Linked DNA regions of Homo sapiens: region 1 is linked to region 2. A link is an interaction called in ENCODE POLR2A ChIA-PET data of the cell type or tissue named here. Cell type or tissue: Panc1. All regions are shown on one strand. Links, peaks and the distances in the headings refer to the core of each region. The heading gives the core; the rest is flanking DNA.

Region 1 (15,475 bases), core at 2,613-10,612, 1.6 Mb before region 2:
AATGTCAACTCTCATAGGCCCATGAGCATTTTGTCAAGTAAAAGGGACCAGGGAAGGATTAGCTGTGCTTTTGGTTACTCTGCCTATATTAGTTTCAAAGGGACATGTCATGTGGTTTCATAAGGTATCATCCTTCTCTGGATCTCGAGGGAGCAAGACAAGTCTGTTATTGGTCCTACCTCATTTTGGCAAAAAGTAAAGTTATTGGTTCTGTGTCAGATGGCTCCACTGAGACATGGTCTCATTGACTTTTAGATTTCTTAAAGGGTGATTTTGGCTATCACTCCTTTAGGAAACGGTGGGGGGAAAGGAGCAGGTGGTATAGGGCCCTAGAAGAAGGCAGTGGCTCCTGAGCATGCTTGGTTAGAGGCAGCTGCACAGGGACCCTACATTTCCCAAAGTCTAGGATCTGGGAACTTTCATGTGGAAACTCATTTTCATGAAAAAGAAGAGGCTGGGTGCTAATTGTGAGGTTTGCATTGTCTGCAAGAAAATGGGGAATGGAAGATGGTTGAGAACCTTATTTATTTTTTTTTTTTAGCAGATACACATTGACTGCAAGGAAAATGGTAAGGATGGAAGCAGATTTCCGTTTAAAGAAAGGATTTGTTCTATTTCTGACTCATTTAGAGGAATGTGGAGCCTTTAGTCAGTGCAGGCTGTTGACATACTGACTTGTGTGCTGTGTTCACCTGGAGAGGCTGATAGCATACAGCCAGAGCCATTTCATTTTCTTGTTTGATTCTTTGGCCTCTGTGTCAGTGAAGTGCTTAGGCTTGCATCCAGACAGATGCCTGTATTCTGAAAAGCCACCTAGAGTTGTTCCCCGCCCCCTGCTCCCCCCACGACTGAGTCTTGCTCTGTAGCCCAGGCTGGAGTGCCGTGGCGCGATCCCAGCTCACCGTAACCTCTGCCTCCCTGGTTCAAGCAATTCTCCTGCCTCAGCCTCCCGAGTAGCTGGGAATACAGGCGCACACCACCATGCCTGGCTAATTTTTGTATTTTTAGTAGAGACGGGCTTTTACCATGTTGGCCGGGCTGGTCTTGAACTCCTGACCTTGTGATCCACCTACCTTGGCCTCCCAAAGTGTTAGGATTACAGGCTTGAGCCACCGCATCTGGCTGAGTATTTTTAAATTATTCTACTGGCAGGTGTTGGCTTCAGATTCTCTCCTGCACCACTCTGCTGATTGACAGTGAGCCTGCTGATTGCTGGCAATGTCCCTGGGTAATTGGTGATTTTGTCCAGAGATGCTGGAATTGGCTAGAGTTTATAGTGCTTCCAGGGTTTTGGTGGCATGAGCTTGTTACACTAGTGCTATTTTCATCGTGTCCTTTGAGTTTCTTGACTTCTCTCCTAAGCAACTGAGATGGTAATATTATTCTTTTATTAGTCACTGTGAAATTATCCATCTCTCCTAATGAACAGGTTTTGATTTGGGTTCTGTGGTACCTAAACCTAGCTCCATGCCAGGTCACAAAATCAAGTCTGGGTGAGTGTTGTCTTTGCTGTTTGTCTTCATAGCATGTAAAAGCTGCTCAAATAGACAGCTTTCTCTGACCTGATTCTTTGGAGATATTAGTTTGTGCTCTCCTGGAGGCTGTCTCTTTCCTGTTTTTAATCTTATTTAAATGTCATTCACTTGGTTTTATAATTAAGCCTCCCCTCTCCTTTTTTGAGGCAGAGGCCTGAGCTACCACTTAATTGTGTCTTCCTGTGGTTGGCTTGTTCCTCTCTGCACCTGGTTTACCTTAATGTGGGGGACAGGTTTTAGTCCTGGAGAAGTTCTCATATCCATTATTCATTCTACTGCTACATGGCAACACAATTTGCTGCTACCTTTTTTCCCTCCTCCTGAATTCAAAGCAGGATAGAAAAAATTCTGGGAAAGTTCTCATTGTGTATTAATGCTAGGAACAGCTCTGCAAAAAAGGTTCCTTGTGGGGTGTGTGTTGGGGGCACTGTGTAAGATGGCAGGATTCTCAGATGGATCGTATTCAACTCTTCCTATTTGAAAATTAGGGTGGGCTGGGCGCAGGGGCTCACACGTATAATCCCAGCACTTTGGCCGATCACCTGAAGTCAGGAGTTCGAGACCAGCCTGGTGGAGCCCTGTCTCTACTAAAAATACAAAAATTAGCCAGGCGTGGTGGCGGGCGCCTGTAATCCCAGCTACTTGGGAGGCTGAGGCAGAAGAATTGCTTGAACCCGGGAGGCAGAGGTTGCAGTGAGCCAAGATCACACCATTGCACTCCAGCCTGTCTCAAAAAAAAAAAAAAAAAAAAAAAAAAAAACCCAAACCAAAAATTAGCCAGGTGTGGTGGTGCATGCCTGTAATCCCAGCTACTCAGGAAGCTAAGGCACAAGAATCGCTTGAACCCGGGAGGTGGAGGTTGCAGTGAGCCGGGATTGCACCACTGCACCACTCCAGCCTGGGTGACAGAGTGAGACTCTGTCTAAAAAAAAAAAAAAAAAAAGAAAAGAAAAAGAAAAAAAAATTAGATTGTCTGCTTCTATCTCTAGGAATTCACGTGGGACTTAGGGAACCATCAGAGTGCCTGGTCCTGGCTCAGCTTCCCGAACCTGTACACTCTTCTATATTCTATCTGCATGTGCATACAGAAAAGTCAGAACTCTACACACTGTTGTCATACTCTTTCAGCAGATATGATGCACAGGACTCCCCAAGGAAGGGAACATGGGCTGAAGCTGAGTGTGAGACTGATAGTTGCCTCTAGTACAGAGTCAAAAGAGAGCAGTTGTAGCCAATTTGGAGTTCCTGAAAAACAGCCCAGAAAATAAGTTTTCAAGGGGCCTGGTATGAAAGACTTGCCAATGAAGAAATGAGTGTGTATTGAGCACTCACTTCCCTACAACTTAAACGTATTTAATGTGTAATATAATACCTCAAATATTTTACTGCAGTAATTTCTCAGTTCTTCACTTGGTGCAGAGTTAAGAGTACTTGGAACCTCATTAAGTATAACAGATGAAACAGCAAGGATTAGGAATCAAACCCAGAGTCCCTGAGGATTTTGTAGGATAGTGTTGGTATTTAGTGCATTGTTAGTTTGGATGGTGAACTTTGGTGATTATTTTGAAGATTGCCACAGTGTTGCCTTGAAGGCTGCCCGGGGTTCATTTTGAATTTGCATTCCTGCTCAAGTTCATGGGCTCTCTGTTGATTGAGTATATTTGGCTCCTTTCCTTTTACCTATCAGTGAGGAAGCATCTTTGTGTGTTTGTCCCTGTACTTAGTATGGTGTACTTTGACGTGAATGTCAGCCAGTCAGTTATGCAGAGGTTACAGAAAGTGAGACTGGAGTGTTTGTGAGGCTGTTGGGAGTGTCTGTGGAAAGAAAAACATTGACCTTTTGTTTTTCTTTTTAATTGGGGTAAAATAAACATAAAATTTATCATTGTAACTATGTTTAACCATACAGTTCAGTGGCATTAAGTATATTCACATTGTGCAACCATCACTACCTTCCATTTCCAGTACTTTTTTTTATCTTCCCAAACTGAAACTCAGTACTCATTAAACAAAAACTTTTTTTTTTCTTTTTTTGAGATGGAGTCTCACTCTGTCACCCAGGTGGGAGTGCAGTGGTGCAATCTTGGTTCACTGCAACTTCCGCCTCTGGGTTCAAGTGATTCTCCTGCCTCAGCCTCCCGAGTAGCTGGGACTATAGGTGTGTACCACCATGCCAGGCTAATTTTTTTTTTTTTTTTTTGGTAAAGACGGGGTTTCACCATGTTACAGGCTGGTCTTGAACTCCTGACCTCAGGTAATCCACCTTCCTTGGCCTCCAAAGTGCTGGGATTACAGGTGTGAGCCACCGTGTCTGGCCAGCAATAATTCTTAATTCCCCCTCATGCCAGACCCTGGCAACACTAATTCTGAATTTGATTACTCTGGGTATTTCATTTAAGTGGAATTAAACAGCATTTGTCCTTTTGTAACTGGTTTATTTCACTTAGAATAATATCTTCAAGGTTCATCTATGTTGTCAGAATTTTCTTCCTTTTTAAGGCTGAGTAATATTCTGCCATATGTATATACCATATTTTGTTTATTCGTTCATCTTTTGATGGACATTTGGGTTGCTTCCACCTTTTGGCTGTTGTGAATGATGCTGCTGTAAACATGGGTGTACAAATACTTGTTTGAGTTCCTGCAATCGCTTGTTTTTTTGAGATTGTGTGCGTTTAATTATCTTAGGCCAGTGGAGTGAAGTCCTAAGACATTTAGAGACATGTACTCTGAGCTGGCCAGGAGTGATGGCTCATGCCTGTAATCCTAGCACTTTGGGAAGCCAAGGCGGGCAGATCACTTGAGGTCAGGAGTTTGAGACCAGCCTGGCCAACGTGGCGAAACCCTGTCTTTATTAAAAATGCAAAAATTGCCGGGCGCAGTGGCTTACACCTGCAGTCCCAGCACTTTGGGAGGCCGAAGTGGGCGGATCACGAGGTCAGGAGATCGAGACTATCCTGGCTAACACGGTGAAACCCCATCTCTATTAAAAATACAAAAAATTAGCCAGGCGTGGTGGCGGGCGCCTGTAGTCCCAGCTGCTCGGGAGGCTGAGGCAGGAGAATGGCGTGAACCTGGGAGGCGGAGCTTGCAGTGAGCCGAGATCACACCACTGCAGTCCAGCCTGGGCGACAGAGCAAGACTCCGTCTCAAAAAAAAAAAAAAAAGAAAGAAAAAGAGAACCCCTACTTTAACGAAAGGGAAATGGCATAAAATAAGTAGGTCAGTAGCCTACTACCACCTTATTTTAAGTTGACCTTTTAAAACTACTACCAGGAGACAGCCAAGTGCAGTGGCCCATGCCTGTAATCCCAGCTACTCGGGAGGCTGAGGCAGGAGAATCGCTTGAACCCAAGAGACAGAGGTCGCGGAGAGCCGAGATCGTGCCGTTGCACTCCACCCTGGGCAACAAGAGCAAAACTCCATCTCAAAAACAAAAATAAATAAATAAAAAATAAAAACAAATAAGTAAATAGGCCAGGCACAGTGGCTCATGCCTGTAATGTCAGCACTTTGTAGGGCTGAGGCGGGTGGATCACCTGAGGTCAAGAGTTCGAGACCAGCCTGGCCAACATGGTGAAACCCCGTCTCTACTAAAAATACAAAAATGGCTGGGCACGGTGGCTCACACCTGTAATCCCAGCACTTTGGGAGGCCGAGTCCAAGGCGACCGGATCACGAGGTCAGGAGATGGAGGCCATCCTGGCTAACACAGTGAAATAAAAAATACAAAAAATTAGGCAGGTGTGGTGGCAGGTGCCTGTAGTCCCAGCTACTCAGGAGGCTGAGGCAGGAGAATGGCTTGAACCCGGGAGGTGGAGGTTGCAGTGAGCCATGATCGTGCCACTGCACTCCAGCCTCGGCAACAGAGTGAGACTCTGTTTCAAAAAAAAAAAAAAAAATGCAAAATTATCCGGGCATGGTGATGGGTTCCTGTAATCCCAGCTACTTGGGAGGCTAAGGCAGGAGAATCTCTTGAACCCGGGAGGTGGAGGTTGCAGTGGGACAAGATCATGCCACTGCACTTCAGTCTGGGTGACAGAGTTGAGCTCTGTCTCAAAAAAAAAAAAAAAAAGAAAAAAAGACATGTACTCTGAGCTTATAGGATTTTTCCTTTGGTCACTTTGTTATGTGAGGGGCTAATCAGTGGAATTGTGATCAAAGTATGGTTTTTGGTGGCAAATATAGATATTGGCCCTAGATAGCTCCTGTATCCCCAACAAATATTTTTCAAATTGAAGTTTGGGTGGATCCAATACAGTTTCATAGACCTCAGCAGTGGGAGTTCAGAGACCTTCTTCTCCCCAGCATGATTTGTCCTTAATGCAGTTTAGCTCCAACCAGCATATTGGCTTTGGGTAATTTATTTAACCTTTCTGAATTTTGATTTGCTCATCTGTAAAATGGGAACAATAATACCTACTTCATCAGATAGTTAAGAGGATTCAGTGAGAAGAATATAATTTAAGTGCTTTACATAATATCTAGCACCTAGCAAGCACCTAATAAGTGTTACCTTTCCTGCCATTTATGACCATGGTATTTCTTACTTTGAAAAGAGGTGAATGTAGTTTGAGGAAGGTGATTTCTGTAGTTAAGTGTCTTTTTTTAAGGTATCAGATAGAGGGTAAAAAAAAAAAAAGGAAAGTTTGAGATGCTCTGTGTGAGCTTCTGGACACAGTTATTAACTTGTAGTAGTTGTCATTCTTCTGGAGGAAATGATGCATTCCTCTGTGATGTGTCTCTTCACGTTGGTATTTTGGGACAGCGCATTCCCAGGGATGTGGAGTATGGGCCCATGGGCATTATCTCTTCAGGTTTGGAAAGTCTCAACTACCAAGCTTGCCCTTACCCAAAAGGATATTCTCTGCGACAAGCTATGCCATTCTCTTTTGAGGGAGTGAGCAGCCATTGCTCACCTAATGGGCAAAGCTGTTTACACAGTGTTAAGTTTCTATACCATAAGGTCATGCTTCGTTGGAAATCTCTCAGACCAGGAGTCAGGCCTTTGGTGAAGAATCCTGTATTAGCCCTTTTGCCCCACTTCATTTTAGAAACTATTATTTAACAATGAGAAACATGATAAGGCAAAGGATTAAATTAAATGGTACATCCTGTCCCTCATATCTTCATGACTGCAACATTTACTGTACTTGATTGCAAAGTCTTACAGATGTATGACTGATTAACCGTACTATGTTTATGCAATCATCCCCTTATTTTTTAGTTATCTTAATTCTTCCCTGTATGTACTGCTACTTCTGTGAGTGTCCTTGGAACAATTTGGCTGGTCATGTGCCCAGATGACATCAAGTGGACAAGTGGATCAAGGGCAGTTTTCTAAAAATGTGTGTGTATGTAGAGGGGGTGAGTCAGGAGCCTGTTAGCATGAGCTCTGTGTTGGCACTGAGATCCTGAGTGCCAGTTCTCTGCTGTCCTTGAAACTGCTCCTGACACAGGGCATTTTCTTCTTTGGCCTAAACCTGTCTTTTTTGGCATAAACCCTGTGCAAAGCTCGGTCCATAATAGTTTATAAATAAACCTGGTTATTAATTGTTTATACCCATATTTTTTTGTTTTGGTTCTGATTTTTTCTAAAGAAAGGGGATCTTGGCTCCCTTTAATGTCCATATCCAATCATCTTCCATTGGCAGTACCTAATTTTGAAGAAGGCAACACTGACTGAGGGAATTAGGAACAGTTTTAGTTGATAGTTATGTGCTTAAAAAAAAAAAGAGAGAGCAAGCAGCCACAAGGGATAGAGAGGTGGAGGTGAGAGCTGAGATGTAGATAAGACAGCAGAGAGCAGGCCAAGGAGCTGGCAGAGAGGCCTGCTGAGGTGGCTCGTGCTGAGCAAAGCTTCTGGGAGTCTTTTTGTGTTGCCAGTGAGTGACAGGAAGGCGATAATGAGGTATTAAATACTTGTACTTTAACAGGTAGCTGAGGACCAAGGGAAAATGGGGACCAAATACATGAAAATGACGTAGAGCAGCCAACAGGTGGAGAAAGTTATAAACCAGAGTCTAGAGAAGTGCTGATAACAGTATAGTCAGCAGATCTAAGCACACCATTTATAGTAAGCTGTAACCCCACTTTCACGTTCAGCTTGATCTCGCACCTTTATTTGTTTAATCTTCTTTTTTTTTTTTTTTTTTTGAGACGGAGTTTTGCTCTGTCGCCCAGGCTAGAGTGCTGTGGTGCAATCTCGGCTCACTGCAAACTCCGCCTTCCAGGTTCAAGCGATTCTCCTGCCTCAGCCTCACGAGTAGCTGGGATTACAGGTGCCCGCCACCGTGCCTGGCTAATTTTTGTATTTTTTAGTAGAGACGGGGTTTCACCATCTTGGCCGGGCTGGTCTCGAACTCCTGACCTCATGATCAGCCTGCCTCAGCCTCCCAAAGTGCTGGGATTACAGGCATGAGCCACTGTACCTGGCTTATCTTCTTAATGGCATGGTAGAAAGAACACTAAACAGGTGACAAGGTCCTAGTCCCAGCTTAGTCACCAGCTAGTTTGGGGTGAGGGTGGAATGGGGCATGGAGTTTTCTTATCCAAAAATGAGGAAATCGGATTAAATGACCTAAGGCATTTTCTAGCTCTAAAAATCTATAATCAGCTATGTCAAAGCCTCACAGACTTAAAACTCCCATCATATCAGGTCAGAGGCTAGAATCTGTGTGTAGTGGTGTATAGGACACTGAACAGTTGATATAGTGAGTGCAAAGTCAAGGAGATTATGATGGAGAAAAGCACTATTTCATGGGATATTTGGGACATTCTCTCTTGAAGAAGAATTACCATCTGTGATGTCAGAGGCTTCATTTTAGTTGCCTATTAAATTCCCTGTAGATAGTTCTTTTTTTTTTTGGAGAAGGAGTCTTGCTCTGTCGCCCAAGGTGGAGTGCAGTGGTGCGATCTCGGCTCACTGCAGCCTCCGCCTCCCGGGTTTAAGCAATTCTTCTGCCTCAGCCTCTCGAGTAGCTGGGCCTACAGGCGCACACCGCCACGCCCAGCTAATTTTTTGTATTTTAGTAGAGACAGGGTTTCACCGTGTTGCCCAGGCTGTTCTCGAACTCCTGAACTCAGGCAATCTGCCTGCCTTAGCCTCCCAAAGTGCTAGGATTACAGGCGTGAGCCACTGCGCCCAGCCCCTGTAGAGAATTCTTACTTCCAAGTGAGAAGACCTTGGTTCTTGGGGGAGCAGAATATCTGACCTGCATTTTCAGGGGCAGAATGCAAGCCACTCTGGCACTGACTCTCAGAGTATTGTGGTACTGGACTCTCCCTTTCAATACTCTGGCTCCGCTAATGCCTGTGGCAGTTGGGACACAGGTTGCCCGTGCCAGAGTTGCTCTCTTCCTCCTCTAATATTTCTCACTTTGTCATCCTGGATTCTGAATCCCAGAGATCAAGACTAGCTGTAGTCCAGCAGAGGAGCAATAAATCATTGCTCCCACATCCTTTCCTCCAGGTTTCCTGCCCTTTAATTACCACATAGCCACTGCTGAGGCTGCATCTCTGTGCTGTGTGTCCTGGGGACAAAAGCCCTTGTTGATGGGATGTGTGCAAAAGCTGCTTTGTCTCTAGCCATTACGTTTTGCAGAGTGCCAAGCGTGCTGCCCATCCCTTTCTCTCGCCTCTATGATTTTATAGAGTCCGATTGTCAGGTAGTATATCATTAACAGGGCTTGTCTAAACTCTGGGGATTAGGTGGTGGGGTGGGCAGCCCCCACGTAGCTCACTCAGCAAGGTGATCTTCTTTAAGGAGGGAAGTTTGGGTTAGTCATTTTTATGTGAATTTTAGCTAGCCCCATTATTCCTGTGCTCCTGGTAGGAGCTAAGCAGGTTGTGTGATCCTGAATGGGCTCCCTTGGAGCCTTTTTGTCCCCCCAGTCCAACAGATACTTGATCACTTAACAGACACCATTAAAAGGGCCAGCTGCCTATCATTTGCCTTTTCATTATGAAACCCCAGAGAACTCAAGTTGGGGCCGGGGTAAAGAGTTTATAAATGAAGATGCCTATCTCCTTCATGCCTGGCAAGGCTTTTTTTTACTATTTGAGGGGAAGATTCAGGCTTTAGAAACAGAATGTGGGTGAAGCCAGCCTCTTGTACTTTCCTTGCCTGCTGTTTCTTTACTGTACCTGTGCTTTTAAAGGATTGAGAGTGAGGGGTGTTGTGTGGTAGGCAGCAAGAGTCTGGAGAGTCTCACTCCTACTCATCATTCCCTGCTGTTCCAAATCAAAGCTCACATCTCTACTTTAAGAGTAGTAAACTTCACACAAAACTCTGACAGCATGGGAGAATGAACTTCTTTGCTGGCAAAGAAGCAGATATGGTCCTAGAAAAAGAGAGGTCAAGCCTTTTCTTGGGTCTGTGGAAGGTGGGGGTTTGTGGGGGAGAAGACAGAAGGACCACAGATTGCCTGCAGCTGCTGAACCCCTTTATAGTATCCCATCAAGTAGGGGAGGTAGGTACAGGGGCATTATCTGAGATGGGCAGAGAAGCAGGACTCATTTCATGGACAAAATGTGCTAGGTGAATGAGTATAAGGTAACTGATAACTTCTTTTATGCTTAATATTTATTTGCAAAAATGTCTGAAGCTGCACTGCTAAACTAGGGACTTGGCAGTCAGTCTCTTTATTGAGGTTGCTTGGGTTTTAGGAATCTCTCCCCTCGCTAAGAATTGCCAGGCAGAAAGAGATTTCAATAAATGTTGTCACTGTAACGAGAGGTCAGCGCAAGCTTCACTTTGTTTGAATAGTTAGAGCAGTTAAGGGCTTTTTTTCTCTTTATGAGCTCTCCTCATCTAGAGGAGTACATACAGTATAGCTGCTATATCTGGTGACCAGTTAGAATGGATACATTTTCCTCTTAGCAATGATGTCTGAAACAGATACATGTCTAAAGCTTGATGACAATAGAAGCTAGCAGCTGAGGGTGGAAGGGGGACCCTCATTTTCACCTGTAAATTGAGCAAATTTGATGGGGAAATCACCATGTGGGAGTAAATTTGAAACACCAAGATGTCAGTTTTATAGTCAGATTTCTGAGCTTAATTGCTATTTAAGAAGTGGCAAAAAGAAGTAGCTATTTCAAAACCTTCCATGAACAGATAAGCAGACACGTGCTTGGGAAGGTGAGTGCTTTCCTCAAATATACCTACCTTACCTGCTTTTTAAAAGACCTTGGTGGCTGAGACTTACTCACTCTAACCTTCTGGATTTTTTTTAGAGCTAGTCTGTTTTTATTTAACTTTATTAATCATGGTTTGAATAGCTTGTTGATGTCTTTTTTTTTTTTTTTAAAGCCTTGATAAATTTGCTGAAGTTCCTTATGTCAAATGAGACTGTACTTTTGGCCAAACACAACATTTTTACATTAGCCCTTATGGTGAGTATCAAAACAAATACTTCTTTTTCTGAAGCCATATGCTAAGGCAGAAATGCACTGGTTTGAAACAGGAGCTGGTGGTCTGGGGACTAAGCCATAGAGGGAACCAGACCTATATATATTTTTTGGATCCGAATCTGGACTGGTGGTCCCCACTCTCACCTATGTCTTTGGCAAACTCTGCATGACTCTCTTTCCTTCATGAAAATATATTGTCTGGCAGGGGTGGGTATAGGTTAGATCTCTGTGTATGAATAGTGAGCCTTGGTCCCAATTGAGAGACTGCTGTATACTACTGCGGTCTCTATGTTGGTAAATAGCAAACCCTCTGAAGGTTCCATCATGGCTGCACTTGGTTTCTGAGGGACATTACAGATGCTTGCTTATCTGGCTGGTTATTTGGGATAGAAGGAGGCCATTGTGCATTTTGACTATCTTCTTAGGATATTATACAATGTGTTCTTAAATGTTCAACATTAGAGGGAAAAAAAGTCTTGATTCGTAGCATTTGCTGATTTTCATTGTAGAGCTACACCCACCATGGCCAATTTCAAGCTATCAATGTGACATCAGAGTCATGCAGAGTTGGGAAGCAATGTGCAGTAGCACACCATTATATGATGTTTGCACCACACAGATATAATAGTTATAAATCTCCAGAGCATAGGTTAGTAAAAGGTAGAAAATAATTAGGAAGTGATAAGTTTTTAATATTTATTACTTTCATTTTAATATAATTTATTTAATTATAAGTTTATATGAGTGAAATTTTTAATAATGGCTGTGTTTAACAACTGGCTTACAAAATTCCTGAAAATTTTACAGTCAACTCTTGCAAGACAGTAAGAGCTGGCTACAGCATACCACTGATAATTTTTAGTCTTCATAGCCTGATGCCTATATATGGGCCTTTCCTTCTTTTTTAGATTGTGAACCTATTTAATATGTTTATCACATATGGCGACACATTTCTGCCAACCCCCAGCAGCTATGATGAACTTTACTATGAGATTATCCGCATGCACCAGAGCTTTGACAACCTCTACTCCATGGGTAAGCTGCCTTTTCTTTTTACTCCTCTCTCCACCATTTGTCTAGCTTTTGGCATATAAGAGGAAAAGACTACGAAAGATTCTCCTCTAGTTGTTTGGTGCCCTGTGTGGCACAGAAATATAGTAGTCTCCTCTTCTCAGGCAATAGGAAGGTACATGTGGGCCTTTTTGCCTTTAGGAATTCAGATTTCATCTCAGTGTAAAGCTGGTTAGCAGCCCTTTGTTGATGTTGCTGAGAGAGAGAGAGAGAATAGGGAGGCTTGTGGATTCATTGAATGCCAGAGAGAAGGAGGTGAAAGAGTGGGTGGGAATTGACAGCAGCAAATAAAAGAACTTGGATCCCAGAACATTGTGTAATTTGCGGATGTCCAGGATTTTAAGGAATCTTAGTGTACCTATGTATTTTTAGCATAACTTACAAGTGGAAGTGGGCATTAGATAAAAATCTTTTTTTTGCAAATCTTTTGGTGATTGGCTCACTGAAAATGTACTCTCAAGCTACAGCAAGTATAACTTATTTCTGAAAGAATTCATGTGTCCCTATAAGTTTGGAATAGGGGCCTAGTTAATTCTACCTGTAGTATAAAGGTTAAGGAAAAATCTCTGTAGATTGCACAGAAACAGCCACTCAGTAAAACTATCTTATTTTTAAAGCGCAAATTTATTAGCTTTATTGAAGTATAATTGACATATAAACTGCACACATTTTAATTATACAAATTTTAATAAGTCTTGACATATGTGTACGTATGTGAAACTATCACAATCATCAGGATAATAACCATATCCGTCACCTCTGAAAAGTTTCCTTGTATCTCTTTAGAATCCTCTCATGTCTCCTTCACCACCTTCACCCACTGTGCCTCATCCCTGGGCAACCACTGATTTGCCTCTGTCACTGTAGATTGGTTTGCTTCATCCTTTGTGATGAGATTAATTGTGAAAATCCCAACCTCTCCTTGGGACTCCTGTATCATGAGGAAACTGGAGAGGATTTGGAAAAAGTACCAGGAGAAAGAATAGAAGCAGCAGTGGAAAAGAAGGATTGCCTGGGAGGAAAATATTTTTTTTTCTAGTATACTTTATTTTTTAGAGAAGTGAAGGAAAACTTTTAAGAGAACTTTATAAGAGAACCTTTGCTATAATGTCTTAGGCAGTGCAAGTAGGGCCTTGTATTAGTAGGATGTTTTCAATGGCAAGTATCAGAAAACTCGGACTTAAAACCATCTTAAAGAGTAGGAAAATTATATGACAATTCTAGAATGGTATGATCAGTTGCTCAACAATGTCTACAAGGACCCAGGTTTTTAAAATATCTCCTCTCTCTCATTGTAATAGCTTTAGCATCAAGTCAGTTGCCCATGCAACAGCAAATCTCAGTTGTCCCATCAAGACCCATCTCTTTTTTTTAGGAGCTTGGCAGCCTTACATAAGAACTCTCTAATAGACTTCACGTTGGCTAGATGTGCTCAGGTTACCCTAGTGTGGTTTGCATCTGCCTGGCTTCACCAACTTCCTGAGAATGTAGAATGTAGAATTTTCCAAGGGTAAAGAGCAGCCCCAGAGGTTTTAGCACTCATTGGTAGATGAATAAAGATGCTTTTCAACGAGAAAAGGAAAGAGTTGGAGTGGGGGAGATATTTTATAAAAGTCTGACATACCTGCTCAACTGGGCCATATGTAACTAGTCAAATGAGATAAACCCTTGTAGCTACAGCAACAAGATAAGAGAAGATACCTGTGAATGTCCAAATCTGCCAAGGGAGTAAAAATGTTAACTAGGAGGGCACAAATAGGAAAGTGAAACACAGCAAACAATAGGAGATAGCATGTTTCAGTGCTCTGTTTTATATAAAGTATAAACTTATGCTGAAAAAAACTTGTTTTTTATTAACCTTTTTGAGGTTAATAAAATTTTGCCGTAATTTACATATATGGCAAAAACCACCCTTTTAAATGTACAGTTTTGAGTTTTGACAAATTTATATAGTAGTGTAATTATCACAAAAATCAAGATATAGAAGAGTTTCACTATCCAAAAAATTTCATATGAGGTCACCTCCTTTGTCTACGCACAACCCCTAGCAACCACTGATCTGTTTTCTGTTCTCTTGGTTTTGCCTTTTGCAGAACATCTTATAGATGGAATGATATAACCTTTTGAGTCTGGCTTCTTTCATATAGTATTTCATTTGAAATTCATCCTTGTCATTGCATCTATCAGTAGTTCCTTCCTTTTTATTACAGAGTAATATTCCATTGTATGAATTGCCATCTTAGTTTATCCATTTATCAGGTGAAGGACATTTGGAAGGTTTCCAGTTTTTAGCGATGATAAATAAAGCTCCTGTTAACATTCTTGTACCTTATTGAATACAAGGTTTTTTTTTGTTTTTGTTCTTTCTTGAGACAGGGTCTTTCTCTTTCACCCATGGTGGAGTGCAATGGCACAATTATGGCTCACTGGAGCTTTTACCTCCTGAGCTCAAGCAATCCTCCCACTTTAGCCTCCAAAGTAGCTGGGACTACAGGTACATGCCACCACGCCTGGGTCATTTTTGTATTTTTAGTAGAGACAGGGTTTCGCCATGTTGCCCAGGCTGGTCTTGAACTCCTGGGCTCAAGCAACCTGCCCATCTCGGCCTCCCAAAGTGTTGAGATTACAGATGTGAGCCACTGTGCCCAGCATGAACCCAGGTTTTTATTTCACTTGGTTATGTACCTAGCAATGGGATTTTGGGGTATTGTGGTAAGTATGTTTTAACTATATAAGAAACCGCCAAACCGTTTTCCAAAATGCATGTTCTATTTTACATTCTCTCCAGCAATGCATGAAAGTTGTCGTCATTCCATATCATATCCAGCACTTGATATTCTCCACTTTTTTGTTGTTGTTGTTGTTTGCTTCTAGATATATAGTGCTACCTCACTGTTTTTAACTTTGCGTGAATAATGATGTTGAGCATCTTTTCCTGTCCTTATTTGCCATCTATATATCTTCTTTGGAGAAGTATTTGCTCAAATCTTTTGCTCATTAAAAAAAAAAAAAAAAAAAGGCTGGGCACGGTGGCTGACGTTTGTAATCCCAGCACTTTCAGAGTCCCAGGCGGGAGGATCAAGACTAGCTTGGCTAACATGGTGAAACCCTGTCTCTACTAAAAATACAAAAATTAGCCAGGCATGATGGCACACACCTGTAGTCCCAGCACTTTGGGTGGCCAAAGTAGGCAGATCACTTGAGCTCAGGAGTTCGAGACCAGCCAACATGGCAAAACCCTGTCTTTACCAAAGATACAAAAATTTATCTAGGTGTGGCAGTGCATGCTTATGGTCCTAGCAACTTGGGAGGCTAAGGTGGGAGGATCACTGGAGCCCAGGAGGCTGAGGTTGCAGTGAGCTGAGATTGTACCACTGCACTCCAGCCTGTGTGACAGAGTGGTACCCTATCTCAAGAAAAAACAAACACCAGTGCACACCAAAGTTTATAATAGC
Region 2 (15,255 bases), core at 7,256-15,255:
CTGTAATCCCAGCACTTTGGGAGGCCAAGGCAGGAGAATTGCTTGAGCCAGGAAAGACCAGCCTGGGCAACATAGTGAGACCCTATCTCTTAAAAAAAAAAAAAAATTATAGGCATCCTAGTAGGTATGAAGTAGTATCTCATTGTGTTTTTTAAAAAAAAATGTTTTAAATGTTCAGCTCCTATCTGTACCAGATCATTGTGGTCCTAAAGTAGTTTCTTGATGACTAATAATGTTGAGCATTTTTCATGTGCTTCTGGTCATTTGTGTATATTTTTTTGAAAAATGTCCATTCATATATCAACTACTTGGGAGGCTGAGGCAGGAGGATCACTTGAGCCTGGGAAATCAGGGCTGCAGTGAGCTATAATTATGCCACTGCACTCCAGCCTGGGTGAGACCCTGTCTCAAGAAAAAAAAAAAGTTTTTAATTTTGATAAAGTTCAATTTATTTTTTTTTATTTTTTTATTTTTTTAGACAGAGTTTCACTCTTGTTGCCCAGGCTGTAGTGCAATGGTGTGATCTCAGTTCACTGCAACCTCTGCCTCCCGGGTTCAAGCAATTCTCCTGCCTCAGCCTCCTGAGCAGCTGGGATTACAGGCATGTACCACCATGCCCTGCTAATTTTGTATTTTTAGTAGAGACGGATTTCTCCACATTGGTCAGGCTGGTCTCGAACTCCTGACCTTAAGTGATCCACCTGCCTTTGCCTCCCAAAGTGCTGGGATTACAGTGTGAGCCACCATGCCCGGCCTATTTTTAAAAGTTTTGTTGTTTGTGCCTTTGCCATCGTATCTAAGAAATTATTGTCTAATCCAAGGTGGTGAAGATTTACACCTATGTTTTCTCCTAAGAGTTTTATAGTTTTTGTTGATCCATTTTGAGTTAATACTTATACATGGTGTGAGGTAGTGGACCAACATTCTTTTGCATGTGGATATCCAATTGTCCCAGCAACATTTGTTGAAAAAACTATTCTTTCTTCATAGAATTGTCTAAGCATCTTTGTCAAAAATCAATTGGCCATAGATGTATGGGTTTATTTCTATACTTTCATGTCATTGATCTATATGTCTGTCTTTATGCCAGTACCACACTGTCTGCGTTACTGACCCTTTGAAGTAATTTTGAAATCAGGAAATGTAAGTCCTTCAACTTTGTGCTTTTTTGCATCATTTGTTTTTGGCTATTCTGGGTCCCTTGAATTAGAATGGATTTTAGCATCAGCTTGTCAATTTCTCTAAAAAAAAAAAAGGAGCTGGAATTTAATAAGGATTGCCTTGAATCTGTAGATCAATTTGGGGAGTATGACCTCCTTAACAATATTGTCTTTTAATCCATGAACATGGGATTTCTTTTTATTTATTTAGCAGGCCTTCTTTAATTTCTTTCAACAGCATTTTGTAGTTTTCAATGTAACAAACTTATGTACTTTTTTTGTTAAACGTATTCCTATTTGTTTTATTCTTTCTGGTGTTGTTATAAGTGGAATTCTTTAATTTCATTTTCAAATTATTGATTGCCAGTTTAGAAATACACTTGATTTTTTGCATATTGATATTATTATATCCTGCAACCTTGCTGAGCTCATTTATTAGCTTTAATATGTGTATGTGTGTGTATTCTCTAGGATTTTCTGTATACAAAGTCATGTCATCTGCAAATAGAGATAGTTCTTCCTTTCCAATCTAGATGCCTCTTCCTTTTCTATCCTGGCAGACATCTTTAGGAACTATCTTGGTTCTTCTAGGGAAACGTGAAAAAACTGGTGGCCATTTGGGCATTGGGAATTTCATTTCTATGCTGTTCTCCATTATTACCTTAATCTATTTTTTGTCCTTTTGCCCCACGGTTAATCTTGATTCCTAAACAGAACCTTAACTTCCTTATACCTTCCCATATGAAACATATCAAAATCAGGGTTCATTACTTTGTCCCCCTAAGAGCTCTTACTCTACAAATCACCCTTTCAGGTAAGCTCATCACATGTTCCTTCTCTGTCTTGAATTCAGTTGACCATGTTGATCAACTCTTTTCCACCTCTCTGATATATCTTTTTTCTTCTTCCTCTTTGGAACTTTTGCAGCTAATAATAAGAAAACAGCCCCAGATGAAATAACAGATATGCAAAATACAGATTCCTGGAGGAAGCATGGAGGTGTGTTTAATCAGAGGGAGCTCAGCCAATTGTGAAATAAGAGGAAATAAGAAAGTAGCAAAGGCCACATGTGGTGGTGTGCACCTGTAGTCCCAGTTACTTGGGAGGTTGAGGCAGGAGGATCGCTTGATCCCAGTAGTTCAATGCTGCAGTGAGCCATGATTGCACCACTGCACTCCAGCCTGGGTGACAGAACAGGACACTGTCTGAAACAAAAGACAAAAACGAAACAGAAAGCAGCAAAGAGAACAGTGAGGATAAATTGTATAAATTGAGGCTGGGTGCAGTGGCTCACATCTATAATCCCAGCAGTTTGGGAGGCCGAGGTGGGTGAATCACCTGAGGTCAGGAGTTCGAGACCAGCCTGGCCAACTTGGCAAAACCCCGTCTCTACTAAAAATACAAAAATTAGCTGGGTGTGGTGGCGGGCACCTGTAATCTCAGCTACTCGGGAGGCTGAGGCACAAGACTCGCTTGAACACAGGAGGCAGAGGTTGCAGTGGGGTGAGATCGCACCACTGCACTCCAGGCTGGGTGACAGAGGGGGACTCCGTCTCAAAAATTAAAATAAATAAATACATAAATATATTGGATCCTAGTTAATGGGAGACAAAGTAGAGACTTGGAAGAAACTGTGCAGTTACAGAATGGCTGAAAAAATATTCTGGCTTGAATATGTTAAGAAAAAGAGGGATAGGGACTCATGGCAGAAAACCGGATATTGATGAAAATGTCACCATTAAGGTCTAGCAAGGCCTCCATGTACATAGACTTTTGAGTTTGGATACTCTGAATTACTCTGAGGGACTCGTGCTTCTTGTCCAAGGTGAGGGCAACCTTAGATTAGAAAGCAAGGTGAGCTGGAGAACTGGCTCTGGGGAGCTCTTAGAAACCCAGGTATTGCTCAAGATGGCTCCTGATGGAATATGGAGCTTCTTCAAACTGTAAAAGAGTCTGCCCTTCTTTTTTCCATAAAAGGATTATCAGATAAAATATAGTAAAAGCTAGGCTGGGTGTGGTGGCTCATGCCTGTAATCCGAGCACTTTGGGAGGATCGCTTGAGCCCAGGAGTTTGAGACCACCCTGACCAACATAGTGAGACCGGCCTCTTCAAAAATAAAACTAAAAAAAATTAGCCAGGCGTGATGATGCATGCCTGTAGTCTCAGCTACTCGGAGGCTGAGGCAGAAGGATCACTTATGCCCAGGAGTTTGAGGCTACAGTGAGCTGCAATCACACCACTGCACTCCAGCCTGGGCAACAGAGGAAGACCCGGTTTCAAGAAAAATAATTTTAAAAGTATTAAAAGCTAAAAGGAAAAACCAAAAACCAAAACCGTTTCCACTTTGTGCACCTGTGAGCATGAAGCCCTCTGCTCCAGGAACATACAAGCCGTTCCTTGGATTGGTTTTCCTTTCTTCCTTCTGCTGTGCATATCAGCATTCTCAAGAAGCCATTTTATTCCCTAGAGGTGACTACTTTTCAGAAACAGGAAAAAGCTGGACTGCCCAGCCTGGGTTGCAAGGTAAAGAACTGCTTTTGGCTGGGCGCAGTGGCTCACACCTGTAATCCCAGCACTTTGGGAGGCCGAGGCAGGTGGATCATCTGAGGTCAGGAGTTCGAGACCAGCCTGACCAACATGGTGAAACCCCATCTCTACTAAAAATACATAATTAGCCGGACATGGTGACATGTGCCTGTAATCCCAGCTACTTGGGAGGCTGAGTCAGGAGAATGCTTGAATCCAAGAGGCAGAATTTGCAGTGAGCCCAGATCACACCATTGCACTCCAGCCTGGGCAAGAGCAAAAAACTGCTTTCCCAGGGAGCGCTTCTCCTGCTGGTCTTTTCCTCTCCCAGTGTCTTTATCTTAGGTCTATGTGACCGACCACGTGACACACCCGAGAACCCTGGCACTTCCCCAGGGCCAAGTTGCCAGCTGGTGTTAATGTGTTTGATTTAATGGCAGCAGACTCCTGGCTTCCTGCGTCCCAGAGTTTAACCTAAAGTTACCTTTAGGACAGCAGGGCAGGTTAATGGGGTATGAGTCAACCATTGTAACTTCTACTTCTTTTATACTCTTAAAGGTACAGACATAGATATGAGCCAGAGACAAATCCCAAGACTTTGAATCACAGCCAAAAGAAACTCCCAGACCCAGTGCAATCAGATTCACTTCACTTTTATTATGAACAAACACAATCTCAGATTAGTACAATTAGCTTCAGAGTTGATATTAATAGAAATTATTCCAAAATTATTCTTGTCACAAGTAACTACTATATCCCACATAAAAAGGGAAAAAATCCCACCCAATCACAGAAAAGGCATCCTCTGTATGTTTCCGTGGCAATGCGTTGTTTATGTATTCTCAAATTTTGTCTGGCTAGTTATCCACCGCTTCTCCAATGGATTCATTCAGTTTCTTGGAGAACCATATAGACTAATGACAGCATCTGGGACACACGGACGTATCAAGTTCATGGTGGACATTCCTATTATAAAAAATACTCAGGTCTTGAGAATTCCTGTGCTGAAGGATCCCAAAATGCTTTCTAAAAAGCATTAGTCATGCCTCAAAACTGCCCTTTGAGGTAGGTCAGTATTATTATCCCCATTTTAACAGAAGGAAAACTGAGGCACCTTATAGTTAAGTGACTTGCCCAGGGTCACACAGCAAGTCAGTGGCACAGTGGTTGGAGAGGCCCTGGCCTTAACCACCAGCATAACATGGCCACCTCGCTTTTTTAACCTTTCATGATGACCTATTTGAGCTACACTTACAGAGAATACACCCAAGATACTAGCAAACCAAGGAGAAAATTTTCCATTTTAAATGCTACAACCATCTTTTAACCCAAAAAAAAAAAAAAAACTTATAAATCAAATACATTCAAATTATTTCCACCCTCCATCAAATGTGGGCACTTAAGAAAAGCAGCCCTAACAAAAGTTTCCAGAATGAAGCCCAGAAGGGAATCCTGCAAATCGTGATACTGATAATCCTCCACTCAGGCCCCTTTTTCTACCAGCCACTTCAGTAGGGTCTCAGGTGCAAAGGGATTCTGCAGAGGGAGTGAGGGCAGGCTCATATGCAACACTGTGATTAGAAAAGATGTAAGGCACCTGAGCTAAGTTGTCAGCACACCCCCCAAAGCAAGGACTGTTAGAAATCCGGACTCTTGATCAGATCTGAGTTTATCATTAATGTGTCACTTGAATTGAGCTTTAGAATCTTGAAAATCGTGTTCCTTACTCAGCAGACACACTCCCACCCACACCCACAGCCACACATACATTGGGGCCCTCAGCCTGAGGTGCCATCCAGCCTTATGTAGGGTCATGGTACAGATCAGATCCATGGCACACGATTACAATAGGAAGAAGTGAAAGTTGTTTTTATTGTTTATATATTATCAAGCAGGCATCTGATGACCTGTGGAATTAGAAATACCAGCAGACATTTCCAAGGGGTAGGTGCACAGGTCAACAGAACTAAACTACAGTGATCTTCCCTTAGATCCTTTTCTACTGAGGTGAATAGCTCAAAAGACAAGGATGCCTTTAGTCCAGGCTAACCCCTGTAGCCTCTACGCAATTAACACAGAAGAAAGGCCTTCCTCCCTTCCAGCACTGGGGCTCAACAGTGGACTGAGTGTTTGGTAGTGTACATTTCCAATCTTAATAGAGCAAAGCCAGACTTCTGCTTTGATGACTGAGCTACAGGGACAGGAGTGGTCCAAGGTTCTCAAATTCTGTTTTTGTTTTTTTCCAGACTTCTATACTATTGTCTGCCCTAGGCTGTAGGGAATGCTGGTTAGTTTGCTGAACAGACACTGTGTTCAGCAGGGTTTGTGGTATCTCAAATCCCAGGTCTCAGCCAAAGCTTTGCAGTTCACCCTGACTCCAGGGAACAGGGCCTCCTTTCGAGGTGAGGCACTTGGGTTCTTGCCCTTGCTTCTTCCCAGTGAGAACTGTTTCCTCCTACTTCTACAAGCATTGCACTGCCAGCTGAGAGCACTGACTCAGGCGGGGCACCCTCACCAAGTAAGCAGGGGGCATTCAGCATGCCCTCTGGTTCTGACCCAGAGAGAGGGGACTGAAAATAAACCCTCTTTTGCTCTGTGGCTGGCCCACTGGCTCAACATGAGCGCTTGGCTTGGCTGTGCCTCATGAGAGAGGGAGGGAGAGAGAGGCTTTCTGGGCCAGAGATGTTTCTGGGAGGGTTTGCCAGCCTTGTCTTGAGCCATCAGTGTGGCAGGGGAGCACAGGGGTGTAGGTGGAGACACTGCGGAGGCCACGTGAAAGTGGCAGCTAGCTCTACTTTCAAAAGAGAAGCAGTGGTTCAGTGACCCTGAGCATTCTGTGTGCAGGAGGGAGCTGCCTGGACAGCAAGTCATCACTGCCTCTGAATACACACAAAGGAGGCTGCCTGTCCAGGGAAAGAAGAAAACGTTCAGGGAAGAGAAAGATCTGGTCAAAGAAAAGGGACAGACAGGGTAGAGCCAGGAATCAAGAATCAGGGTAGTGAAGAGATTCCTAACCCTGCCCCCCAGGCAGTTGTATACTTTAGGCTAGATGTTAACAGAGACCCCCTTCTCCTCAAAAAAAAATGAGTGAAGGGGCACAACACTGTGGAGAGAAGCCTTCTAGTTTTTACTCATTTCAAGGAGAAACTGGAACTAATTAATGAATGGACCTAATATCTAGTTTATTTTATTAAGACTCCCAATAACTCACTCAGTAACCTTCTCAAGCCCCTGGCAACGTGTTCTCAGATCCCTTCCTATGTGAAGTTCGCTCTTAGAAGCTGCCTATAGATCCTGTCCCTCAGCCTCTCCATCTCATGTCCAGCAGTGGAGAGGAAATTGGCATCCCAACTAATTCCTCCTCTCCTTCAGAGTTTTTTCCAAACATCCCTCTTTGGAAGGGAAATACTCTAATAGTTTAACGTTCTAAGCAATGTATATATGTATATATATTTTATTTTTGACCCGACTTCACCTCCTTAAATCCTTCCCTTTTTTTGGATGTTTGGAAATGCCACAGCCATCTTATTACTATGAGGGGAAGAACCAATATCCTGAAGATGGCAGAGCAGAAAGAGGAAAGAACTGTAATGAGCAGCTCATGGAATACTCAAAATTCTATGAGCTGCTGTTTTTACCAATTCTGGAAACACCCAACTTCAAGACTTCTTGATATATGAACTAAGAAATCTCCTTGTTATTAAAGAAAAAAAGAAAAGAAAACCCTTCCCCAGCAGAGACCACTTTTACTACAAACTTAAAATGTCTTTTCTTTATCCTCGGCCTCAACTATATGTTGCGGCATTGAATTAGCATTGCCAAACACCGCAGCCACTTTTTACCCCGAGCCAGGAGAGAAAGGAAGCATGCTATGTGGTGGGGCTTGAAGTCCTCATTAGGTAGGCAGCTGTATGTCTGATCATGGCGAGAGGTTCCTCTTGCTTCGCTTCCCTCATCCTTACATTCATACATGCTAACTCTCTCCCCCGACAATTTACCTGCTTTAGAAGCTTTGTGTCAAATGAAGTTGCTTTTCCATTCCATCTAGCAAAAGCCTGGGCTGAAGATAATCAACAGGGGACTACCCAGAAGATTCTGTTTTATCTCTAGCTCAAGCCACCTACTTCAAAGCTCACAACAGCTCAAGGAAAGAGAGTTATCTGGAGCAAAGACCATTCGTTTTAGGCTACAGAAAGGTTGTCTAGGCTTTGGAAGCTGGACACTGAGCAAAGACTGACCAGCTGCTTGCCTGGGAGGCAATAAGGGAAAGGAGGGCGATAGCAATAAAGTGAAAAGGAGGACAATGGGCCTAGAAGAGAGAGAGGATAAGAGAAGAAATAATATCAGCTTAGCATCATAAAGGCAGAGTTGTTGGCTTTCAATACTTTTGAATTTTAAAAGAATACTGTACTGGAATGGGTTAACATCATCATCTTTAGCATCCTGGTAGCATTATTCAGTAGTTAATAAACAGACATTAAAACCTCTGCCTGGCTGGTTTTTGAAAAAGGAACCTGAGGGACCCCAAACTCAGCCACTCTTGTAGTTTCCATCTCCGGTTCTTTTAATCCTGGCCAAGATGGCGGCCTTGGAGACTTTCTTCCGGTCATAGGCCAGACCGAGGGCGGCCATGCAATCAATGAAGAATGTGGTGAAGTTGATGTGCCAGCGGTACTCACTGGCAGAGTAGTCATAGGGAAAGGAGTGGTGGTAGTTGTGGAAGCCCTCACCTGAAACAAAAGCGAGAAGTTATGGAGTGACGGTGCATTGAGGTTTTCTTGATTTGTGCACACCAGTTAGCTAGCAGGGTACCTCACACCTGGGAGAAACTCGCTATTGTTGAATGGATGAATTCAGTCTCTTTTAATATGAACCAAACAGATCCCCTCAGAGGCATCTTTACTTTTATTATTTTACTTTTTTTGTAGAGACGGGGTCTTGCCATGTTGCAAGCAACCCTCCCACGTTGACCACCCAAAGTGCTAGGATTACAGTCATGAGTCACTGCGCCCAGCCAGTCAAAGGCATCTTAAGGAGTGATTGGAGACCCTGGTCACCCGTGGCTGTCTGGGAGCCTTGTGGGAGGAGAACTGACAGTTTCTCAGAGGATAAAATGACTAGAGAGAAGCTCCTACTTTTGGGAATGGGTATCAGGTTGGAAAATTCCAAATTCACTCTTGGCCCTGCCCTCAAGGCTCTGTGTGCATGTGCATGTGCACGTCCTTGCAGAATGAAGCACTCTGGCTATGACTCTTAAAAAAATGAGTAAAGAAGCACACCTTTCCCCACCACACTGGAACCACCTCTAGGGGTGGGAGGTTCCAAAAGAGTGGGCCCTGCAGCCAAAGATCAGAAGAAAGGCCAGCCCAGGGGCTGGAATGTCCTCAGCCACTGCAGTTCCCAGGGGCTGCTCCAACTTTTTTGAGCTTTGACCCTGGTGTGGGGGAGGTGCTGATAAAACAGAAGCTCTCTGAGGAAGAAAAATACCCTGTAACCTCTGAGATTTTGAGGACTCTTGGGATGAACATTTCACTTTGCTGGAGGGAGGAAAACAAACAAATTCTGGATTCACAGCAATTTCTCTAACGTGTAAAGCTTTGGAAACTCGACAGATAGAGAGTTTGCCAACGCTTGGCAGGACTCTTCTTTCTGAACCACAGCCAAAAATAATACTGACCCTAATCAGGCATGGATAAAGAATAGCTACTAAGAGCTAATATTTGGCTCTTTGTAGATAACAGTACCCTCAGACAGACCAGTCATGACATTAATCAGAAGCAAGGCAAGGAAGTCCTGCAAAGTAAATGACATCATCTAGGGCATTTCAAGGTATGTCCTCTCTCTGTGACACCTGATGATCTGCAGTGTGAACTGGGGAGGAGGGGGGTAGAATGCCAGGAATAAAGGTACTGAGGATTATTAATGTCCATTAATGGTTTTGCAGCTGGGCTGTGTGTAAGCACTAGCCAGGCCTTTGGTTACCAGATTTAAAATGGAATCAGATGCACACAGAGACAAGGGAGGAAAAAAAAAGAAGAGGGTCAACGGGTAGAAAGAAGACAGGACTTTGCAACTGGGGCAGCAAGAGACAGCCCAAGAAAGGCTCAAGGGAGAAGGTTAATTTGGCAGAGAAGATGAGCATGTGACAGTGGGGGAGGTAATTCAAGAAACAAAAAGATTAGGGTGGCAGGAAACAGAGCTGGAGGAGAACAAAGGGTGAGGTGATAAGGGAGGAAAGCAGCAGGCAAGGAGGAGTGAATGATAACAACAACAGGTCAGATATTGGCAGCCACTTTGAACTCATGGCCACCCAGAGGCTGGAGGTGGGGAAGGTCATTATAGATCCATTTGCGATACAGGAAACATCTCATGCCAGAAACTCCATTCCTATGATAATCTCAGATTTATACAGTGTATATGATTTATTTTAATCATGGGTTAAAGTAAGAATAGGCACAATGGTAAGAAGGTGCCTGAAAAGAGATATGTGAAAGTTAAAAAGAGAGAAAAAAAATGCTTTTATTTTTATTATATATTTTTGAGATGGAGTCTCTGTCACCCAGGCTGGAGTGCAGTGGCACAATCTCGGCTCATTGCAACCTCTGCCTCCCGGGTTCAAGCGATTCTTCTGCCTCAGCCTCCTGAGTAGCTGGGACTACAGGCACGTGCCACCATGCCTGGCTAAGTTTTTTGTACTTTTTTTTTTTTTTTTTTTTAAGTAGAGACAGAGGTTCACCATATTGGCCTGGCTGATCTCTAACTCCTGACCTCAAGTGAACCACCCACTTTGGCTTCCCAAAGTGCTGGGATTACAGGTGTGAGCCACCACGCCTAGACAAATAAATCTTTTTTTTTTTTTTTTTTTGAGACGGAGTCTCGCTCTGTCGCCCAGGCCGGACTGCGGACTGCAGTGGCGGAATCTCGGCTCACTGCAAGCTCCGCTTCCCGGGTTCACGCCATTCTCCTGCCTCAGCCTCCCAAGTAGCTGGGACTACAGGCGCCCGCCACTGCGCCTGGCTAATTTTTTTGTATTTTTAGTAGAGACGGGGTTTCACCTTGTTAGCCAGGATGGTCTCGATCTCCTGACCTCATGATCCACCCGCCTCGGCCTCCCAAAGTGCTGGGATTACAGGCAATAAATCCTTTTAATAAACATAGTAGGCCAGGCGCAGTGGCTCACGGCTATTATAATTCCAGCACTTTGGGAGGCCAAGGCAGGAAGATCACTTGAGCTCAGGAGTTCGAGACCAGCCTGTGCAACATGGCAAAACCATGTCTCTACAAAAAAATAGAAAAATTAGCCAAGCATGGTGGCATGCACCTGTAATCCCAGTTACTTGGGAGGCTGAACCCCGAGGATCGCTTGAGCCCAGGAGGTCATAGCTGCAGTGAGCTGTGATCACACCACTGCACTGAAACCTGGGCAACAGAGTGAGACTGTCTCAACAACAATTTAAAAGATAATAAAGATGGTTAAGGTTGAGAATATAAAGGAAGATTTTTAAAGAGAAAAAGAAAATGAGTGTTAGGCAATGACCTGCCTAAATGTGTGGAGTAGTGTGGTTGTCTAGATATTATTGAATGACCAATAGCACCAATTACTGGAAAGAAGAGGTCGCCAGATCTATTTAAGGAAAATTCATTCAGGGCCTTGGTGAAAGTCTATATTCAGTTGGAAAGAGGGACAGAGAAAAAAATGTAGATACTTTGGGAGGCTGAGGCAGGAGGATCACTTCAGCCCAGGGTTCAAGACCAGCCTGGGCACCATGGTGAGACCCTGTCTCATTAGAAAAGAAAGGAAAAGAAAAGAAAAGAAAGAAAATGAAAGGAAAGAAAAGAGAAAAGATAAGATCAACATTAGAGAATTGAGCAGGAACTTGTGATCACACTGCTTTATTGGGAGATTCCTGAAGGCATGTTGGGGGAAGGGATGTTCCTAGCCCAGAATAGAAGTAGAAGAGAGAAAAATAGAGGACAAGAGGAGACAAGAGGGTAGGTGGTAGTAAAGGGCCACCAGCAGTTATTTTGATGCCCTTCATAATGGCATCACCAAACAGTAAGGCACGGCACACTCTTAAAGCAAGGCATATCTGAGTAGAGTGGAAAGATAAAAAATACTTTGTGTGCATACTTGAAGTTCATAAAACACCAGGCTTACTGGCCACTCAGATGATCCCATTGTTCTATTTATGCATTCCTTGCCTCAAGCAAGACTGCAGTCCAGCCCAGAGTTGATGAAAGAAAGGAAAACTCTAAGGTGCTCATCATGTATGGCATTTGGTTTTCTTTTTTGTTTGTTTGTTTTGCTTTTTAATAGAAACAGGGTTTCACCGTGTTGGCCAGACTGGTCTCAAACTCCTGACCTCAGGTGACCTGCCCGCCTCAGCCTCCCAAAGTGCTGGGATTACAGGCATGAGCCGCCGGGCCCGGAGCATACATGGCATTTGGAAATTGTTTTAGAACCTGGAATCAAAATCAGTGTTTTTTTGTGTTTTGTTTCTTATCCTTTCATTTTTACATAAAACATGTTGCCTGACTCTCAAAAGCGTTTTCCAGTATACTGCCCCCTAATTTTATAGTGGAAAAACTGAGATACAAAGTAGCCATAAAAAACAGATTTATCTAGTTTTTCTGGCTCCTAGCCTAATCCCCTAATCAGCAGACCACTGGATGTAGTCTTACTTGGACAGCTGACTTACCCACAGCTCCAAGTGAAACCAGGATATTCTCCCGGGGGCTAATGTTCTTGTCATAAGGACGATATCCGAAGAGGTGGGCAGCACTGTTCACCAGCCAGGTGGCATTAAGCACCACAGCATATCGCAAGAAAGTGGCAACGAACACACTGTTTTGAAAAGTTTCACCCCAGAAATACCAGGGCACAAGCGTGGGCAGGATGAAGCACATCATCAGCAAGCCAGGTTTGTAGTACCTACATTGACAGACCAGACACCAGGTCAATGGAGGGGGACTCCACACCTACATGGATCTTCCACACTAATTGGGAGGGGATGGGCTGTCTTTCTTCCATGTTGAATTGCTTGTCTGACTCTAAGTTCATTGTTTTATTTATTTTTGTTTGTTTTTTTTGACAGGGTCTCACTCTGTTGCCAAGGCTGGAGTGCAGTGGCGTGACCTTAGTTCACCACAGCCTTGAACTCCTGGGCCAAGAGATCCTCCCACCCCAGCCTCCTGAGTAGCTGGGACCACAGGCATGAACCATCGTGCCCATTTAGTTTTTAATTTTTTGTAGAGATGAGGTCTCACTATGTTGCCCAGGCTGGTCTCGAATGCCTGAACTTTCCAGCAATCCTCCCGCCTCAGCCTCCCAAAGTGCTGGGATTACGGGCATGAGCCACCATGCCCGGCCATCGCTGACTTTTTACTAGAGCATAATACCACATTGGTAAGATAGGTGAGGTCCAAACTACAAACTAATGAACAGACGTCTCTCCATCCTTGGCTGGTTTTCCCATCTGCCTTTGGGCTCCTTTCTCTTTCTAATCAGCACTCTTTTTCAGTCTGTGTTTAGTGTCATGCCTCCATTTTCTGCTAGCTACTCCCTAATTCTTTGGTCTTCTTTTCCCTCAGAGACCCATTGAGTGTCCTTGATCACCTGCAGCTCTCTGTCCCTCAGGAAGCCCTTTCTCAGTCTTCATTCTCAATGTAGACCAGGCCATTGACATTCCAAGGGCACTGATTCCCTACATTCCTTCAGCAGTCAAGTCTTTGACTTTTACATCACTGACATTCCCTGCACCCAACTCTTTTCTCCATTTCTGCCACTGCTTCGCTAGCAGGGGTCCTCATTACCTAACTTATGTCCCTACCTCTCACTTTGGCTCAGTGGTTTCTTACACTTGTTCTAAAAGCAGCCTTCCTAAAGCACGTCCGTAACTATGCCACATTGCAGTTCAAAAGATGTAATGGCTTCCTATTGCTTATTGAATTAAGTCCTAAGTCTGCTTTTAGGACTCGACAAGAATGGCATTAGTCTCTCCAGTCTTACTTCTTCCCATACCCTATACTTCAAGCAAAAGGACTCTATTGCTGGAACATGCTTCGTGTTTTAGCTCATTCTGTTTCTTCTGTTTGCACTGTCTCTCCCCACACATAGTTGTAAAAATTTCTATCCGTTGGTGGATTCCAACACTATTTATTTCATATCACTTCCTTGGTGTTGCCCATTGAGCAATCTCCCTCCCCTTTGTACCTCTCATAGTACAGAAAATATTCTGCCTTATGCCATGGTTATCTGGATACTTGGCTTATCTCTCCACCCCGATAGGCTACAAACTTTTTGAAGGTAAGAACTAAGCTACCGGCCTGGGCAATATAGTGAGTGAGACCTTGTCCCCACAAAAAATTAGCCAGGCATGGCGGTGTGTGCCTGTAGTCCCAGATACTCAGGAGGTTGAGGTAGAAGGATTGCTTGAGCCTGGGAAGTCAAGGCTGCAGTGAGCCATGATTGTGCCACTGCACTCCAGCCTGGGCAAGAGAGAAAGACTGTTGAAACACAAACACAAAAACAAACAAACAAACCTAGGCAACTAGGCTATAATCATCTTTGAATCTATGACTGTCCTAGGACAATAAACATCTCTTGAATGTAATGGGTTTAATTAAGATAGTCAGAGAGAAAGAAATGGAGCAATAGTCTATGGCTACGGGCCCGTGGGATGTTAAAAATTGGGATTTTAAATTAAGATTGTGAACATGCAAACCCAGCAAATTTCTCAGCTTATATTTTGAAAGTCTCAGGAGAAAAAATGGGGTCCCTAATGACCAGGTGCCAGGGCCATATCCCCACCTCCATCAGGGCTTCACTCACCTCCTCTGGAACATCACCAGTTTCTCAGCTTCTAGGTCAGACAAGTCTAGCGTACTCCCCTTCTCTTTGACAGCTGGGTGTTTGCGCACAAGCAGCCAACCCACGTGAGAGAAGAAAAAGCCACGTCGGGAATTATGAGGATCAGCATGTGTTTCTGAAAACTTGTGGTGGGCACGGTGGTCACGAGCCCATTCATAGACATCATTCTGGGGAGAGAGAGAAGAGGAATGTAAGGCTTGAGGATAGACACCCTATTAGGAGAATCCCAATGGACAGGTATCAAGAGCCCAAGGCGCTCAGCCCAACCTCACAAAATACCCAGGAATCTGGGCTCCAAAGGAGTCATGGAGTTGCCTCCCTTCTTCTCCCAACTTGCCACTGAAGCTTAAGTAGAAAAAAGCAACTTAAAGTCCCAGGACCATAGCAATAGAACTGCTGTTTCTTGAAAGTTATATGGTGGGTGGAACGGAGGTAAATCATACAGAGCTCAGAGAGTTTCAAGAAGTGAGAACATTGCAATTCTTTAAGCAAGGAATGTTGGAAAAGATCCTCATGGGGTACCTAATCCCTAGGCATGGGGAACATGAGGCAGGCAGCCTTGTGTCCTAGGGTCTCAATCAGTAGATAAGCTGCAGCTGCAGGGTGCACCATTCTGGTGCCTTGCAAAAGAGCTCATACAACCCAATAACAAGGCCAGGCATGCAACTCGTGATCATGACTGCATTTTCAAACGACCT

What was found. ChIA-PET counts read pairs that join two places held together with the same protein. Peaks named below come from ENCODE experiments on the same cell type or tissue, not always from the same donor. Only the 100,000 strongest peaks of a DNase experiment are listed, where the experiment ranks them.
Region 1: POLR2A ChIA-PET joins it to region 2 with 11 read pairs; 2 of 35 experiments call an interaction of 5 or more read pairs at or near these places.

Annotation. Positions count from the first base shown.
Region 1 is chr10:101,953,106-101,968,580 of GRCh38, reverse strand. ARMH3 (armadillo like helical domain containing 3) reads left to right here. Exons shown (of 26, transcript NM_024541.3): 21 at 10,849-10,931; 22 at 11,858-11,984. Among named protein-coding and RNA genes, the nearest start is that of ARMH3, 95 kb to the left of the region's middle. In Panc1, for the core only: no CTCF peak of the experiment used is centred there; DNase peaks (open chromatin) are centred at 6,370 and 6,819.
Region 2 is chr10:100,353,896-100,369,150 of GRCh38, reverse strand. It overlaps SCD (stearoyl-CoA desaturase), which reads right to left. Exons shown (of 6, transcript NM_005063.5): 4 at 14,519-14,724; 5 at 12,387-12,619; 6 at 4,325-8,417. The coding sequence ends at 8,218. Among named protein-coding and RNA genes, the nearest start is that of OLMALINC, 12 kb to the left of the region's middle. RefSeq lists an enhancer at 14,074-14,574. In Panc1, for the core only: no CTCF peak of the experiment used is centred there; no DNase peak of the experiment used is centred there; H3K27ac peaks cover 4,714 bases.